2 separate regions of the Homo sapiens genome follow, and region 1 is linked to region 2. Evidence: read pairs that join two places in POLR2A ChIA-PET (ENCODE). Cell type or tissue: CD4-positive, alpha-beta T cell. All regions are shown on one strand.

Evidence for each region. Peaks named below come from ENCODE experiments on the same cell type or tissue, not always from the same donor. Only the 100,000 strongest peaks of a DNase experiment are listed, where the experiment ranks them.
Region 1: POLR2A ChIA-PET joins it to region 2 with 20 read pairs; 6 of 35 experiments call an interaction of 5 or more read pairs at or near these places.

What each region holds. Positions count from the first base shown.
Region 1 is chr7:150,711,846-150,719,845 of GRCh38, reverse strand. It overlaps GIMAP1-GIMAP5 (GIMAP1-GIMAP5 readthrough), which reads right to left and starts at 3,233. Exons shown (of 5, transcript NM_001303630.2): 1 at 3,156-3,233; 2 at 756-804. The coding sequence starts at 773. It overlaps GIMAP1 (GTPase, IMAP family member 1), which reads right to left and starts at 3,233. Exons shown (of 3, transcript NM_130759.4): 1 at 3,156-3,233; 2 at 756-804. The coding sequence starts at 798. In CD4-positive, alpha-beta T cell, no CTCF peak of the experiment used is centred here; DNase peaks (open chromatin) are centred at 3,295, 3,831 and 4,245; H3K4me3 peaks cover 4,941 bases; H3K27ac peaks cover 4,013 bases.
Region 2 is chr7:150,475,451-150,483,450 of GRCh38, reverse strand. It overlaps GIMAP8 (GTPase, IMAP family member 8), which reads right to left. Exons shown (of 5, transcript NM_175571.4): 5 at 4,058-6,359. The coding sequence ends at 5,671. Among named protein-coding and RNA genes, the nearest start is that of GIMAP8, 29 kb to the right of the region's middle. RefSeq lists a silencer at 3,672-3,906 and an enhancer at 5,357-6,556. In CD4-positive, alpha-beta T cell, no CTCF peak of the experiment used is centred here; DNase peaks (open chromatin) are centred at 1,680, 4,230, 5,950 and 6,536; H3K4me3 peaks cover 1,625 bases; H3K27ac peaks cover 7,608 bases.

The sequences.
Region 1 (8,000 bases), 240 kb before region 2:
TTTATCAGTCCAGCCCAATAGTTCATCTGACATTTCTGGTCATCCACACACATGCAGACATATTTATTTCATATTTGAAAATTTCGATGGACTCTGAAATATTCTCCCAGAGACCATCCCCAGAGACAGGCAGTGGGGGCAATACTGCCTGGTAGTGAAGAGCTGTGTGGAGTCCCAGATACCCTGGTTTGAATCACAGCCCCACCACGTGCTGGTTGTGTAACCTTGGGGAAGCTGCATAATCTAAGTATTAAGCCTCTTCGGCAAAAGTGGGAGCGATAATAGGGGCCTGTTTCTCAGAGGCCTGTTGAGGGGGTGAAATAAGCCCTCTTTCCTTCTTCTCTCTTTCTCTCCCTCTTTCTCTCCTTCCTCTCTTATCTCTCTCTTAAACTGGCTGCCTAAAAAGAATATATGTTTTAACCCTCTATCCTTGTTCTCTAAACATTCTACCTCACAAATCATGTTCACTGTAGTGCATGATTTAATCCCCTCTGCACTTCTTCTGCGGTGATCGGAGTAGGTTTATTATCCTTATTTTATACTGTGGAACCAAGGGAGCAGGCTAGTCACAGAACTTAACTTCTCACAGCAGAGATCCAGCTAAAATGCAGATCTCAGGGCTGGTGCTGTTTCATCCCAGAGTTGAGACACCTCTGGAACTTATCTCTGTTCAGTCTTGAGGAAGCCCCATTCTCCTTATTACCCTAAGTTCAAGCCTAGGGGGGCAAGTATGAGGTGTAGAGATATGGTCTTACCATAGACATTTTCTTCATCTGTCGCCATCTTCCTTCCTCCCATGCTTACCTGGAAGAGTCCCAAACACAATTTGTTAATTCATTTATTTATTCCTCAAATAGGCATAACCACAAATAGGCATAACCACCTACAGGGTGTCAGGCAAAGTCCAAAGAGCTGGTGACAGCACAGTGAAAAGACATGGTTTTTGCTTGCAAGGATCTAAAAATCTAGGTGTATGTCTTGGCAGAAGGGCACGTGGCTAGAGAGAAGACAGGTAAATTTCGTCAAATATAATACATTGTGCTAATCCTTCTTTAAGTAAGGATTATATCGGAACTTGAGAGAATGGCCTTGGAAGGGCCAACACCCTGCCCTTGAGTTGGTAGGATGCTGTGAGAACATTGGGTGAGGCTAGATTTGTCTTTTCAGGAACTCCAAAAGCAAAAAGCAGAGGGTCGGTTATAACATTTACTCAATGCCAATGGGCTTTAGGTATTACTTTTCCCTGGGTGATTCTATATCACTGACATAAGCTAGAGATATCAGGGGATTCAGCAGCTGGGGGAAGATTAGGTAAACCCTCAGAACCAGAAAATGTGCCCAGTGACTTAGGCACCCACCTTCAAGTGGCTGACCTGGGAAGAAAGAAGAAAATTGGGATTTTTCTTTTGGAAATTGAACAGATCTCCCAAGTAGATCTGGAGGGCCCCTAACTCTGTTTTCTTAAAATCAAATAATTTGGTTTGTTTAGAGATGTCTAAATACGATATCTGTGCTGGAGAGACTTGAACACTTCCCTTCAACTCCTGAAGTTGCTTCCCCTCCAAATGTGATTATGCTGAAATCTAACATTGTGTAATACAGCTAAACCCTCTGTGATCCAGTTTGCCTAATCACACAAGCTCCTGAACACAAATTCACTTCTCCCTGCATCTATGTCTCCAGCCTCATTCCCAGACAATACCCCACTCGGTCAGCTACTTCACAATCAGCAGATTTCAGGGCCTTTCCAACCCACTCGGCTTCCCCTCCTAGGACTATTGATCCTCCCCGACCATCTGTCTGTGCCTCACCATCCATGTCAAACTTGTTGTGTCTTGCACCCTGGTCACTTGGATACCTGTGTTCTCTCCCATTGGCACCACACATGAAGGAGGGGCAGAGAGAGAGGCTGGCTGAGTAACTTGTCTTTGATTGAAGGACTTGGAGAACAGATTTGCCTCATATTAAATCTAGAGCTGTTTCTGTTTCTGCAGGAACTCTACTGGCCCTCCCCAAAGCCTTCAATAAAATTCACTCCATGGGCCTTATGTGATTAATTATTTTGCATGTAGGAATGAACAGATGATCATAAATGACATCAAAGCAGAAATGAAGAAACAGTTGCAAGATTCAGAGAAAAGAATTTAGATGAAGCAAAATGTCCTTGTCAACCAAGAAAATGAGAATTTCTTTTTCCAGTGCTGCAGAATTCTGGATAGGCCTTTGGAATTTTCCATAGTTTAGAAGAGGGGTTGAAATGATTTTAAATAGTTTTTTTTTTTAAAGGAAAGTAAGACCCAGCTGAACTCTGAGGTGACAAATGGCCCTTAATCATTGAGGAATGTACACTTATAGAATCCTGTATTCCTAACACTTTAAGAGACCGCAAAGTTTATTGAGTTCTTCACCGCTCAAATGTGCTGCTTCTCAGAATTACTTGAATGTTCTTTAAAAATGTACATCTCTTGGATCCATCCTGAGATTCTGATTCATGAATTAAATGTTTCTGATGTCCACAGCTCAGAACTTGGACATCAGTCATTTTTGCAACCCCCTTTATTGTACAGATGGGAATTTGAGGTGTCCCCGTGGCTGGAGCAGGAGAAGCTTGAATTAAGGGAGCAGATGTTTAAGGGGCCATGCAGGGAAAGGGGTTGAAGACCAAGATATTAATCTCAGATGTCTCCTCAGGGGCCCCTTCTGTGGACAGTGAGGAGGAGAGTTCAAATGTACCCAGTCTTGTCACGTCGTAACTCACTCCGAGGTTAGATGGCTTATGGGGCCATAGAAATATCTTTTGCCTTTGCTCAATAGGGAGCTTGAGGAATGTTTAATGCCTTTCAAACTGTATTTTATTCCTGGAGGTGGTTCCAGCACACTCTTTTCTTACTTTGTTAAGGGAATGTGGGAGGAGACAGATTTCACTCCCCACCAAGAACGTGTGTGCTCCAGAGCTGGAGAAGATGATCCTAAAATTTCCTCTGAACTTTGCCTACTTAAAAACCTGGAAGTATGTCCTTGATTGTTCCAGATCTTGCTCGCCTGCATGATGCCTTGTAGAATGCAAGTGTTCAGGCAGTAAACACTCTAGGAATCATGTTCTTTCTGGTTCTCAGAGCACCCCCAGCCCCCGCCACTCCCAGGCTCAGGCTCACCTTTCCTGGTGACAGGCTCTGAAGTTGGCCACAAGAAGCCCCAACCTGCTGCTTTCCCTTCGGCTGTGAGTGCAGAAGGCTGTTTCCTCTCGGCACACGGAGGAAATCACTCAGACTTCAGAAATCAGGAAGCTCAGGGTGGGCCCCATGGTTATGGTTTAAAGAGACAGAAACATTTCCCATTGAGCTGTGGGTTGGCAATACTTCTCCTACCGACTCTACTTTCTGCTGTGACTGAGGTTATGTGTCTCCAGCAGGGCCTCATGATGTCAAATATCTTGCCATGCTCTAAGAAGGGAGGGATGTTGTAGTCTCTGAGGCCTGACTGTACTTCTAAAATTGATTACTGAGCTAATCTTCAGTTGCCTTTGCCCTATAGGGACATTTCCCCATATAAAATAGGCCCAGAGAGTCTCCTGCCCCGGAACAAATAACGTAATAGCTGTTCTCATCATCTGTCCATTAATTAGACATTCATGTGGCCAGTGCCAGCCCCAGATCCAGTCTGCCAGAAAAACCTGAAGGCAAAGTCTTATCATTCTCTGAGAGAGGAGGGCTTTCCCAGCTATTGAAGGACTTGAGGGTGAACTGGTATGTTGAGGATGAACACCTTCGCACTATCTTCAATTTAGCCTTATTAGGAGGCTTTAGTCTAGTCGTCTATGTTGGTATCACCAGTTCTAGTTATTCTATCTTCTCTCAAGAGCATCATGAGGTCAGCAAAAAAGCGAATCACTGGGTGGTAAGAAGGCTACAGAGGAGCAGGCTGCATATCTGGTTAGGTCATTAACCAGCTATAGGACCTCACCTAACTCATTTAAACTTTCTGGAGTTGGCTTTCTGGAGTATATGGGGAAGACAATAACCCGAGTCTTACCCTACTGGATAGGATCTGCTTTTTAACCTCTTTCATGCCAGACCACTTTTTTTCTGGTAGGGAAGAGACCCAGCTTTTACTGTTTCCCATCTTTTTGGGGGCACAGAGTCTCCTGGATATCTGACATGTCCACTGTTTCCATTCATCATTGCTGAAACAGGGAGCCTGTCATTCTCCCAGTAGACCGGCAGGGCTGGGGCTATTGTGAGGCAGGTGGGGCATCTAGAGCACACAGCTTAAGGAGGCACTCACTCTCAGGTCACCCAAGTGCAGATCTTGTAGGTGGGTGACCCTGGGAGTGAGTGTTTTCTTAAGAGTGAGGTGCCTAGGGCTTCTCACTAGCCTCATCCTAGCCCAAGCCACATAGATCAGCTTTGAATAAGTCTTTGATACTTGACGTGTACCTTTCATAAAGACGCTTTCAGAGCCTCTTCAACAGCTCCGGGCCATTTATTGTTTCCATGCATGTGTATGATGTCTTACTTCAGCCACTCATAACTCTCTGTCAGAGGGTTTATCTGACTACAAAAGTATATGTAGGTAATGCATGCAGCAGCCTGAAGTTGTCAGAGCTGATATCCTAGGAGCAGATTTCAATCAATGTCAGTTAGGACTTATGGATAAACACCACAACTTATCAAGTTGTCCACCACGTGAGACAACTCTGTGATGTACTGCATACAAATTGCTGAGTCCCCAGCAGGACTGAGACCCAGTTGTCTGCAGTGGGAACATCCTCATCACCGTATACAGTGGTAATGTGCTCATTAATGCAACTTGCATTGGCTACTATCCCTTCCCGTCCCACATTTCCACTTTCCTACTGGTGCTTTCTGGGATCTTCTTCCTATTGAAAAGTAACCGTTTCTGTCTTTATTTTCCTCTACATTTCTATTAGCTCTTGATTATGTCTCACTGTCTCTGGGCTTTGTTGCCTATTATTATTCATTGATACTTACTATCAGTTGTGGAAACCCAGGTGAAGCTCAGACCCTGACTACACTTGAGTCTCAGAATTATATCTAGAACTCCGGCTTCCTTTTGTACCCTGTATTAATGCTTCCTTCCTCTCTTTCCAGTCTTTGCATGTTCATTGTTTTCTTCCGTATCCTTATAAATGCAGTGAAGAAAATGTATTAGTCCGTCCTCACGCTGCTTTAAAGAAATACCCGAGATTGGGTAATTTATAAAGAAAAGAGATTTAATTGGCTCACGGTTCCACAGCCTGTACAGGGAGCATGATGCTGGCATCTCCTTGGCTTCTGGGGAGGCCTCAGGAAACTTACAATCATGGCAGAAGCCAGAGGGGAAGCACACACATCTCATGGCTGGAGTAGGAGCAAGAGAGAATGGGAAGGAGCTGCATACTTAAAAATTTTTATTTAATGTACTTTACATTCTGGGATACATGTGCAGAACATGCAGGTTTGTTACATAGGTATACATTTGCCATGGTGGTCTGCTGCACCCATCAACCTGTCATCTAGGTTTTAAGGTATTTGTCCCAATGCTCTCCCTCCACTTGCCTCCCCAACCCCCGACAGGCCCCCATGTGTGATGTTCCCCTCCCTGTGTCCATGTGTTCTCATTGTTCAACTCCCACTTATGAGTGAGAACATGCAGTGTTCGGTTTTCTGTTCCTGTGTTAGTTTCCTGAGAATGATGGTTTCCAGCTTCATCCATGTCCCTACAAAGGACATGAACTCATACTTTTTATGGCTGCATAGTATTCCATGGTATATATGGGCCACACTTTCTTTATCCAGTCTATCACTGATGGGCATTTGGGTTGGTTCCAAGTCTTTGCTATTGTGAACAGTGCTGTAATAAACATATATATGCATGTGTCTTTATAGCAGAATAATTTATAATCCTTTGGGTATATACCCAGTAATGGGATTGCTGGGTCAAATGGTATTTCTGGTTTTAGATCCTTGAGGAATTGCCACACTGTTTTCCACAATGGTTGAACTACTTTACACTCCCACCAACAGTGTAAAAGCATTCCTATTTCTCCACATCCTCTCCAGCATCTGTTTCCTGACTTTTTAATGATCGCCACTCTAACTGGTGTGAGACGGTATCTCATTGTGGTTTTGATTTGCATTTCTCTAATGACCAGTGATGATGAGGTTTTTTTTATATGTTTGTCACATAAATGTCTTCTTTTGAGAAGTGTCTGTTCATATCCTTCACCCAATTTTTGATAGGGTTGTTTGTTTTTTTTCTTGTAAATTTGTTTAAGTTCTTTGTAGATTCTGGATATTAGACTTTGTCACATGGATAGATTGCAAAAATTTTCTCCCATTCTGTAGGTTGTCTGTTCACTCTGATAATAGTTTCTTTTGCTGTGCAGAAGCTCTTTAGTTTAATTAGATCCCATTTGTCAGTTTTGGCTTTTCTTGCAATTGCTTTTGGTGTTTTAGTCATGAAGTCTTTACCATGCCTATGTCTTGAAGGGTATTGCCTAGGTTTTCTTCTACGGTTTTTATGGCTTTAGGTTTGACATTTAAGTCTTTAATACATCTTGAGTTATTTTTTGTATAAGGCGTAAGGTGTGAGGAAGGGGTCCAGTTTCAGTTTTCTGCATATGGCTAGCCAGTTTTCCCAGCGCCACTTGTTAAATAGGGAATCCTTTCCCCATTGCTTGTTTTGGTCAGATTTGTTGGAGATCAGATGGTTGTATATGTGTAGTGTTATTTCTGAGGCCTCTGTTTTGTTCCATTGGTCTATATATCTGTTTTGGTACCAGTACCATGCTGTTTTGGTTACTGTAGCCTTGTAGTATAGTTTGAAGTCAGGTAGTGTGATGCCACCAGCTTTGATCTTGATCTTTTTGCTTAGGATTGTCTTGGCTATACAGTCTCTTCTTTGGTTCTATATGAAATTTAAAGTAGTTTTTTCTTGTTCTGTGAAGAAAGTCAATGGTAGCTTGATGGGAATAGCATTGAATCTATGAATTACTTTGGGCAGTATGGCCATTTTCACAATGTTGATTCTTCCTATCCATGAGCATGGAATGTTTTTCCATTTGTTTATGTCCTCTCTTATTTCCTTGAGCAGTGGTTTATAGTTCTCCTTGAAGAGGTTGTTCACATCCCTTGTAAGCTGTATTCCTAGGTATTTAATATACTTTGTAGCAATTGTGAATGGGAATTCACTCATGATTTGGCTCTCTGTTTGTCTGTTATTGGTGTATAGGAATGCTTGTGATTTTTGCACATTGATTTTGTATCCTGAGACTTTGCTGAAGTTACTCATGAGCTTAAGGAGTTTTAGGGCTGAGACAATGGGGTTTTCTAAATATACAATCATGTCACCTGCAAACAGAGACAATTTGACTTCCTCACTTCCTATTTGTATATCCTTTGTTTCTTTCTCTTGCCTGATTGCCTTGGCCAGAACTTCCAATACTATGTTGAATAGGAGTGGTGAGAGAGGGCATCTTTGTCTTGTGCCAGTTTTCAAAGGGAGTGCTTCCAGCTTTTGCACAGTCAGTATGATATTGGCTATAGGTTTGTCATAAATAGCTCATTATTATTATTATTTTGTTTATTGTTATTATACTTTAAGTTTTAGGGTACATGTGCACAATGTGCAGGTTAGTTACATATGTATACATGTGCCATGCTGGTGCGCTGCACCCACTAACTCGTCATCTAGCATTAGGTATATCTCCCAACGCTATCTCTCCCCACTCCCCCCACCCCACAACAGTCCCCAGAGTGTGATGTTCCCCTTACTGTGTCCATGTGTTCTCATTGTTCAATTCCCACCTATGAGTGAGAATATGCGGTGTTTGGTTTTTTGTTCTTGCGATAGTTTACTGAGAATGATGATTTCCAATTTCATCCATGTCCCTACAAAGGACATGAACTCATCATTTTTTATGGCTGCATAGTATTCCATGGTGTATATGTGCCACATTTTCTTAATCCAGTCTATTGTTGTTGGACATTTGGGTTGGT
Region 2 (8,000 bases):
AAACAGTGGGGAGGATCTCAGGATTTTTCTTTCTTTTAAATTAGTACTATATTTATTCTTTTTCATTACCTTGTTCCTTTTTTAATTTTTATTTCAATGGTTTTTGGGGTACAGGTGGTTTTTGGTTACATGGATAAGTTATCTAGTGGTGATCTCTGAGATTTTAGTGCACCCGTCACCCAAGCAGAGTACACTGGACCCAGTGTCGTCTTTTATCCCTCATCCCCCTCCCAATCTGCCCCCCTCCCAGTTCCTCAGTCCATTATATCATTCTCGTGCCTTTGCGTCCTCATAGCTTAGCTCCCACTAAGAAATGAGAAAATACACTATTTGGTTTTCCATTCCTGAATTGCAAGTGGGATCTCCCAGGGCACCACTGGACAGGTCAAATAATGACATTTTTCTAGAAATGGGACTTTTAAGGGGCTCTAACTCCATTCAGCTCCCTTCAGTGGCTTCCAGGCTGCTAGTTTTCATAGTGATTTTAGTTTTTTGGTTTTCAAGGTTACCACAGAGTTGGGGGTAATGAGAAAGGGGCAAGTTGAAACATGACAGAACTCACTATTCTTACTATTTTTCTTGAATGAACACTCTCAATATTGCTTCAAGCGTTGGGTTGATACCCAGAGTTCTGAAAAAAAAAAAAAAAAAAAGAGTTGATTCTGACTATTTTTTGACAGTGTTCTCTATCTTTGTGGAGATTTTTGGAGGACATTATTCTGCTATTCCCACTGACATCATCTCACAATTATATTTGTCTTATAAATATATAGCATTATGGTTGCAGTGTGAAAGGTAATTTGAGAGAAGCAAGCCTCGAAACAGGTTCAATCCAAAGAAACAGTTGCAACAATCCAGTCCAGAAACGATGGTGACCATAACTCGAGTAGAGATAAGGAAAAAAAAAAGTGGATGCTCCAGAGAGACATGAAGCCTTTATAATACACAACTCTTTTGTTATTTGTTGGAAGAAAGAGTCAAGGCTTCTGTCATGGACAACTAGACAGATTATGGCACCATTTGCAAAATAGGAAACCCAGGAAGGAAGGGATGAACAGCCAGTGGAGCCAAAAGTGGTGCCCGTGAGAACCTCATTACCCAGTGAAAACACAAATAGAAGAAAGACCAAAGGTGTTTAGCGCATGCTCCAATACCCAGTAGGCCTTGCAGTGTTGACTTGAAGCTGTGGTGGCCAACAGGATTGAAAGGCATGCTTTGTAGTTAACAGTGCCTAGTAAGCAGCACCCAGTGGAGAAGGATTTGGATCAGGACAAAAGTAAAACCAAGATAAACACCACGTGACAAGTGACAGAAATTTTCGGTAGCTAATGTAACTCATCCATTGGGAAACCTCAGAAATAAATTGAGGGAAACAGGAACTTGCTGGCAGCCCATAGTGCTGCAAGAGCAGGTGGGTTGCAAGCTAGGAAAACATTCATAATTATTGTCGACATGATGTCATTTTAAACTTCAGGTTACTGATGATTTTTGAAGGACAAATTACAAGTATATTCCCAGAGGGTCTTTTAGGCATGACACCTTGGCCCTGGCTTGACCCCTTTTAGTCTAGCCTACACGCTGCCCTATAATCTGTGGGTCAGGAAACGCAAGCCCGCCACACTACCACCCACCAACATACATGAGGACGATGTGAAGTGAAGAGCAATAAACAGGAAGTTTGTAGCTGAAGAGGAAAATGTATCATGCTGATCATGCTGTTCACAACTAGATTTTACACCAGTCTGTTGAGCACATCCTGTGTGTATTCACAGAAATACAGAGGTGCAAGAGTGAAGGCCACGGAGGTTTCTCATGAACATCAAGCTGCCTCTCATGGGAGAACGGGAGGTGGGCCTGCCGATGCCTTCATCTGCTAGGGAGGATGATAGTGTGCTAGTGGTAGAGGCTGGACCAGTGGGCCCATGGAACAAGCTAATGTAAGGATGAGCTAGGAAGGAGAGGGTTTTTACTGAAAAGGTGGATGCTTCATTTGAGGGAGGAGGAGAAGAGGCTCATAGCCAAGTGGCCTGGGGATTCTTCTAGGGAAGTGAGCTTGCTGGCAGGCTTCACAGATCATGTCAGCAACTTAGCTGACTCCCTTGCAGAAATTTAGCCAAATTTTATGGGACTTTCTGTCGTCATGGAATCACGAAACTATTTTTTTTTTTTTTACTCTTTATGCTAAGTTCATCACAAAAGCCTTGTTCTTCAGTAAATCTTGCTCAGTGCAGGAAAAGAGAGAAATGAAGTGAAAAGGATTGCTCTGAGGAAGGAGAGGAGGCTGGGGGTGCTGGATGACCCTTTGTGAAAAATAAGCATGTTCTTAGTGCATCAGCAAAACAGAGGCACTGTAAATAGGCAAAAAACATTTCCTTAGAAGTTACCTCTCCCACTCTCTAACCAAAAGAGGTCTGGATCATCTGTACATCCTGCAGTCTATCACATTGGTCCACTGTATCAGGGTCTCTCAGCCTTGGGACTATTGACATTTTGGTCCAGATAACTCTGTTGTGGGGGACTGTCGTGTGCATCTTAGGATGTTCAGTAGCATCCCTGGATTCTATTTACCACATACCAGTAGCACCCACTCCCTGTTGTGGCAACTAAAAAATTCTCCAGGAGGCTGGGTGTGGTGGCTCACGCCTGTAATCCCAGCACTTTGAGGGGCCAAGGCGGGCAGATCACGAGGTCAGGAGATCAAGACCATCCTGGCTAACACAGTGAAACCCCATCTCTACTAAAAGTAATTTTTAAAAAAAATTAGCCGGGCGTGGTGGTGGGCGCCTGTTGTCCCAGCTACTCGGCAGCCCGAGGCAGGAGAATAGCATGAACCTGGGAGGCGGAGCTTGCTGTGACCCCAGATCACACCACTGCGCTCCAGCCTGGGTGACTGAGGAAGACTCCGTCTCCAAAAAAAGAAAAAGAAAATTTCTCCAGGAATTGCCAAATGTCTTCTACAGGGCAAAATTGTTTCCAGTTGAGAACTAGCACATTACCTCAATGATGTCACATTGGAGAGGCAGGACAAGCAATAGGTGGCCAGCATGATAGTGGCCTTGGTAAGACACATATGTTTGAGAGAGTAGAATATCAGTTCTGGACTTCCAGCTCAAGGAGGGTCTTCAGTGAGACATGGAGGATGTCCGCCAATTATGGCAGTGAGGAAGGGATGCCACTCTTGAAGGCTTTCACTTCAAGAAGAAACTTGCCATTCAGCTCCAGCTGCAACACTGTCAGGTCCCATCTGAGCTTCTGAGCTGAAGCCATGCTTTCTCCAGCCAGTCCCCAGCCTAAAGCGGAGCACAGCAGAGCTCCTAGTGTCTGTCCAATGCAGGACTTGGCTATTAATCTGTCTTTGCCCCAGAATTCCCTATTGAGTTGGCCTGGGCTTTGCCAGGCTCTTCCTGCCCAACTCAGCTCCTCCCCACTTTTCTCTTGCAAGTGTCCAGTCTAAATGACAGTCTGAAGGCTTTCCCTGCCCAATTTGGCTTCTTCCCTCTTTTGTCTTTCATGAGCTTTCCCCATAAACCTCTTGTGCTCCTAACTCTTTCTCGGCATGTATTTCTCAGAGAAACTGACACAGCAGTATTGTTGCCCCGTTCAGACTTGGACCTGAAGGAAAACAGCAAGGTATGTTAGAGCCAACCTGTGAGAGGATGCCACATTGCTTAGCCCACACATCACCCACCTTGTGCAGCTCCCAGTGTCACCTGCTCAGCCATAGGTAGCACACTGGGATTTGTTTCTGCCTTCAGGCAGAAGGGAAGCTCAGGGAAGAAGCACAAAATGCCTTTCAGACCTTATTCCTCCCATGTTTCTGGTTCTAATACTGGTTACATTTATTTGTCCTTGCTATACTTAGATGTCCAGAGTGAAAGATAACTGAGCTGTCAGGGACCTGCCACACAAATGGCTGTCACCCAGTCTAAATGAAGGTCCTCAGGCACCAAAGATACAAAAACCTCGCCTGAGTCAAGGTATCTAAACATCTCAATTGTCTCTTCATGAAGGTATGCTGCTTCCCTAAATCACAAAAATAGAAATCAGAAAGAGAATGTGAATTCATAATGATTCATCTTTATTATTTGATTCAACTAAATATATTTACACACTTTTTTTTACTTTCCAATTTTTATTTCAGGTTCAAGGGGTACATGCACAGGTTTGTTACATGAGTAAGTTGTGTGTCACAGGGGTGTGGTGTACAGGTAATTTTGTCACCCAGGAAACCAGCATAACACGCAATAGGCAGCTTTTCAATCTTCACCCTCCTGCCACCCTCCACCCTCAAGTATACCCTGGTGTCTATTGTTCCCTTCTTTGTGTCTACGGCACACACATTTTCTAGAAGTTATTGTGTTAAGGGTTATATGGAATCCAAAAGTATTAATGGCAACAGTCCATGTCCTTTTAAATGGATTAATGTTGACGGTAACCTGATATTGTCTAGGGGAAAAAAACAGATGACAAAGATTATGCTCTCAAAGCATGTACAAAGTGCTCAACATTTTACCCTGTATCTATCTTATCCTGTATCTACCCAGAAGAAGGTTCCAGATTTCTCTCTCACATATCACCCACCTCTCAAAATAATCTGCTCAGCTATGGAAAGAACACCACTGTCTTGAAACCAAGAAGCAAATTCGAGTGTAGAAGCCACATCCCAGTGCAGGTGGGACAGAAAGATAGAACAAAACTGGGATGTTGACGCCCACCAGCCCCAGCCTGCTTATTCCTCGGCTTCCTGACAGGAGATACAGGAAGCCCCTGATGTTTTTAAACCATTATTATTGGAGTTCTCTGAGTTTTAACCTGTTTCCTAACCTCAAGGGAAAGAGAAGGAGAAAGAGAAACGCAATGGAGATTCTAATAACCTTCTCTAGAGGAAATCTAGAACAACACTTAGAATTACAGAACTTTGCAAGATTCTCTGATTTTGGCAATCTTACTATGCTTCTAATTTCTGTTCTAGTCTATGTCACTGTGATAATTAGCAATAAAATCATTCAGAACCTCCAAGACTCATGTCTGTTTCCTCAGGGACAGCCAGCAATGGAAGACTATGTCCCACTTCACATCTAGGCGTGGAACGTGAAGAGCCGTAAGGAATGGCTAACGTGTGAAGAAAAGAACACTCTAGCCCTAAGTCGCATCCCAAAGGAGACAGGAGAGCTCAGGGAGCCAACGGCCCTGGACAACAGGGAGGCCCTCTGGAGTCTGCTTCCTGCTTCCGCCATGCCCAGGAGTGTGCTGAACGCTGCCCTGGTCTCATGTATCTGGATCCCCTGGGTTGTTGTACGACTATCTATATTCTCATCCCAGGTGGCCTCAGCCTTGATCACAGTGTCTATCCTGATTCCAACCTACCTACACAAGTGAGGTGATTCTTGTGACTTGATTCTACCACTTATTATCAGCCTAATGTCTGAAATCTTTTTCCAGATTTCCCCACCTTGTATCTTCTTTCTCCTTTATAATACCCTACTATTCGCCCCCACCTGCAATTTATTTATCTACAAATAGCTGATACATCACAAGGCGGGATGCATTTGCCTCTCAGGCCCTCAAAGCCATGAACCCGCTTCCCTTCCCACAGGTTGTACCATGCCCCGCCCCTCCCCCCAACCTGAGGGTGTCTCTAATTGAAGAGACCCCAGGCACTTCGGCTACCTATTGTAAAATACCTATTAAATTTTTAAGGAGTTTTTCGGCTTGGGACATTTCCTGGACATTTTTAATTAGTTTGCTGACGTTCTCCTGTGTATGGGGATACCCGGACCACCCACTTTCTTTTCTCAGATCATTGACCTTTGTTAAAAGAGCTTTCACCTGGGTTTCCTGGGCCTGGCCTGTTTCTTTGTTGTTAAAAGCACAAACTCGCCGCCCACACTTTTTAAAAATGCGCCGAAGGGCTTTGTTATCTGAGTTCTTCATGAAGTCTTCCAAATTCCCCGCCCCTAGGTCTTCCTTCCGGGTGAACAGCATAATCGCGTATTTCGTAAAGTCTGCTCCAAAGATGGCCTCCAGTTTCGCCACAGCTGTTTTGTCCTCTTCAGTGAATCGTCCCAGCTGGAACACCAGGACAAAAAATGTGTCCCCTTTTTCACAGCAGGACAAACAGCGCTTGACCTCCTCTTCTAACCGGGATGGGTCCTTTTCGACATCCAGCATCTGGTTGAAGGAAGGAGTGTCCACAACCACCACCTCCTGTCCGTCCCATGTCCTCCTGCCACTCTGGCTGGTCTTGGTGACTGGCTGGGCCCGGAGCCGAGAGGTGAAGACGAGGCTCCCCAGGATAGAGTTCCCGGTCGCACTCTTCCCAGTCCCGCTTCTCCCCACAAGGACAATGTTCAGGGTTTCTGTCAAAGGAAAGTGGGAAAGATTCGTGACCATGGGCTGATCTGAAATTGGATTTTAAAGTTATCCCATGAAGCAAGATTACATCACTAAAGTAAACAGCATGTTCAAACAGCATCAAGACCTCCTTCTCACCCAAGCAGGGGGATCTCCAAACACGGGAATGACTTGGCCCAGTTCACTCAGTCTGTGGACTCATGGCAGGACTTGGACTACATACAGTCTCCGTCCAGGGTTCATCCACCAATGTGGCACTGTTCCTATCACTGAATCGGCTCTGCTCCCTTTTTGCAGCACCTTCCAGACAGACTCCCTGGCACCTGTGAGTGTCCCCTGGCCTTCTTACTCTCTGCTCCCCTCAGCTGGGTTCCGTCTACACATCTCATCCCTTTGTCTTCTGTTCCTGTTACAACTACATCTTCTCACTCCCAACTACTGCTAACTATAGCAACATCTCCTTACAGTATTTAAAGAATTATTCTGTAAAATTGACTTTCATGAAAAAGAAACTCTACATATCACTGATAGATTACCAGTTTCCTTAGTTAGGACATGTAAAAATTCATTTCTCATTAAAACCACATTGAACTTAATTGCCTTTCACTGATGAGTCAGAAGAAACCGCATGGTTATAATAATGAATATCCACTAACACTGTTGGGTGTGTGGTGTCCATGATGGAGAAAGAGAATGAATTTCCCTATAAATGGAATTTACAGACACATAGAGACCTTACAATATGCGTTCTTTGGAGATCGTTCTTATGCTTTTGCACTTGCACTGTGACAGTCCAGTGCTCATTCAAGTCTCTTCGTAGTTCTCTTCCATTATGAATTTCATATCAAATAGCTAATATCTACTTCAATGCAAAGGAGGAAGAAAGCACATCCCATGCTCTTCCTTCAAGGGGAAATTATTAACCTGTTTATGCTGAAACTTCAACTTCATAGTTATGCCCAGCAGATGAACAATAGCTTAATCTTCCAACACTCCCATATTTGTCATATATTTCAGTCCCTACTTCTGTACCTACAGAGGGTGTGTTTCTCATGTACCTCTGAAATCCGGCCCCACTCCCCATCCCATATTCTCTAATTCAGTGTTCTTAATGTTCAACGCCTTAATCTTCAATGTTCTTGGAAGATGTCCTTTAGAGCTGTGAACCCCCATCTCCACCAAGATTATTCTTTTTTGTCCCCTAACAAGTGACATGCTTAGTCCTACCTCTTTGCTTCAAATTGCTGGTGTACTCTCTGGAATATCTTCCAGCTTTCTGCTCAGCCATTTAATCCCTACCCATTCTCTAAAACCTGTTTCAAATTGGGCTTTCTACACAAAGCCTCTCCTGACTTTCCCATGTATCTATACTTCTAAAGGAGGGTTCAATAAGAAAATATGCTCCTTTGGGTTTTATCTTCTTCCTGGGTGAGGATGTTTGAAGCAGAAAAAAAAACGGGATGAGTAAGAATGGGAAGGACCTCAGCATAGGTCAACTGAACGTGTAGCACTAAGTGGATGAGGAGCCCTTCTTAAGTAGTAAAGAGAGCAGTGTGCCAAGCTCTGGGCAACAGTACACTGTGGGGAAACAAAGGGTTGGAAAGCATCAGCTCCTTTCTTCAAGACACTCACACTATCCAGTTGAA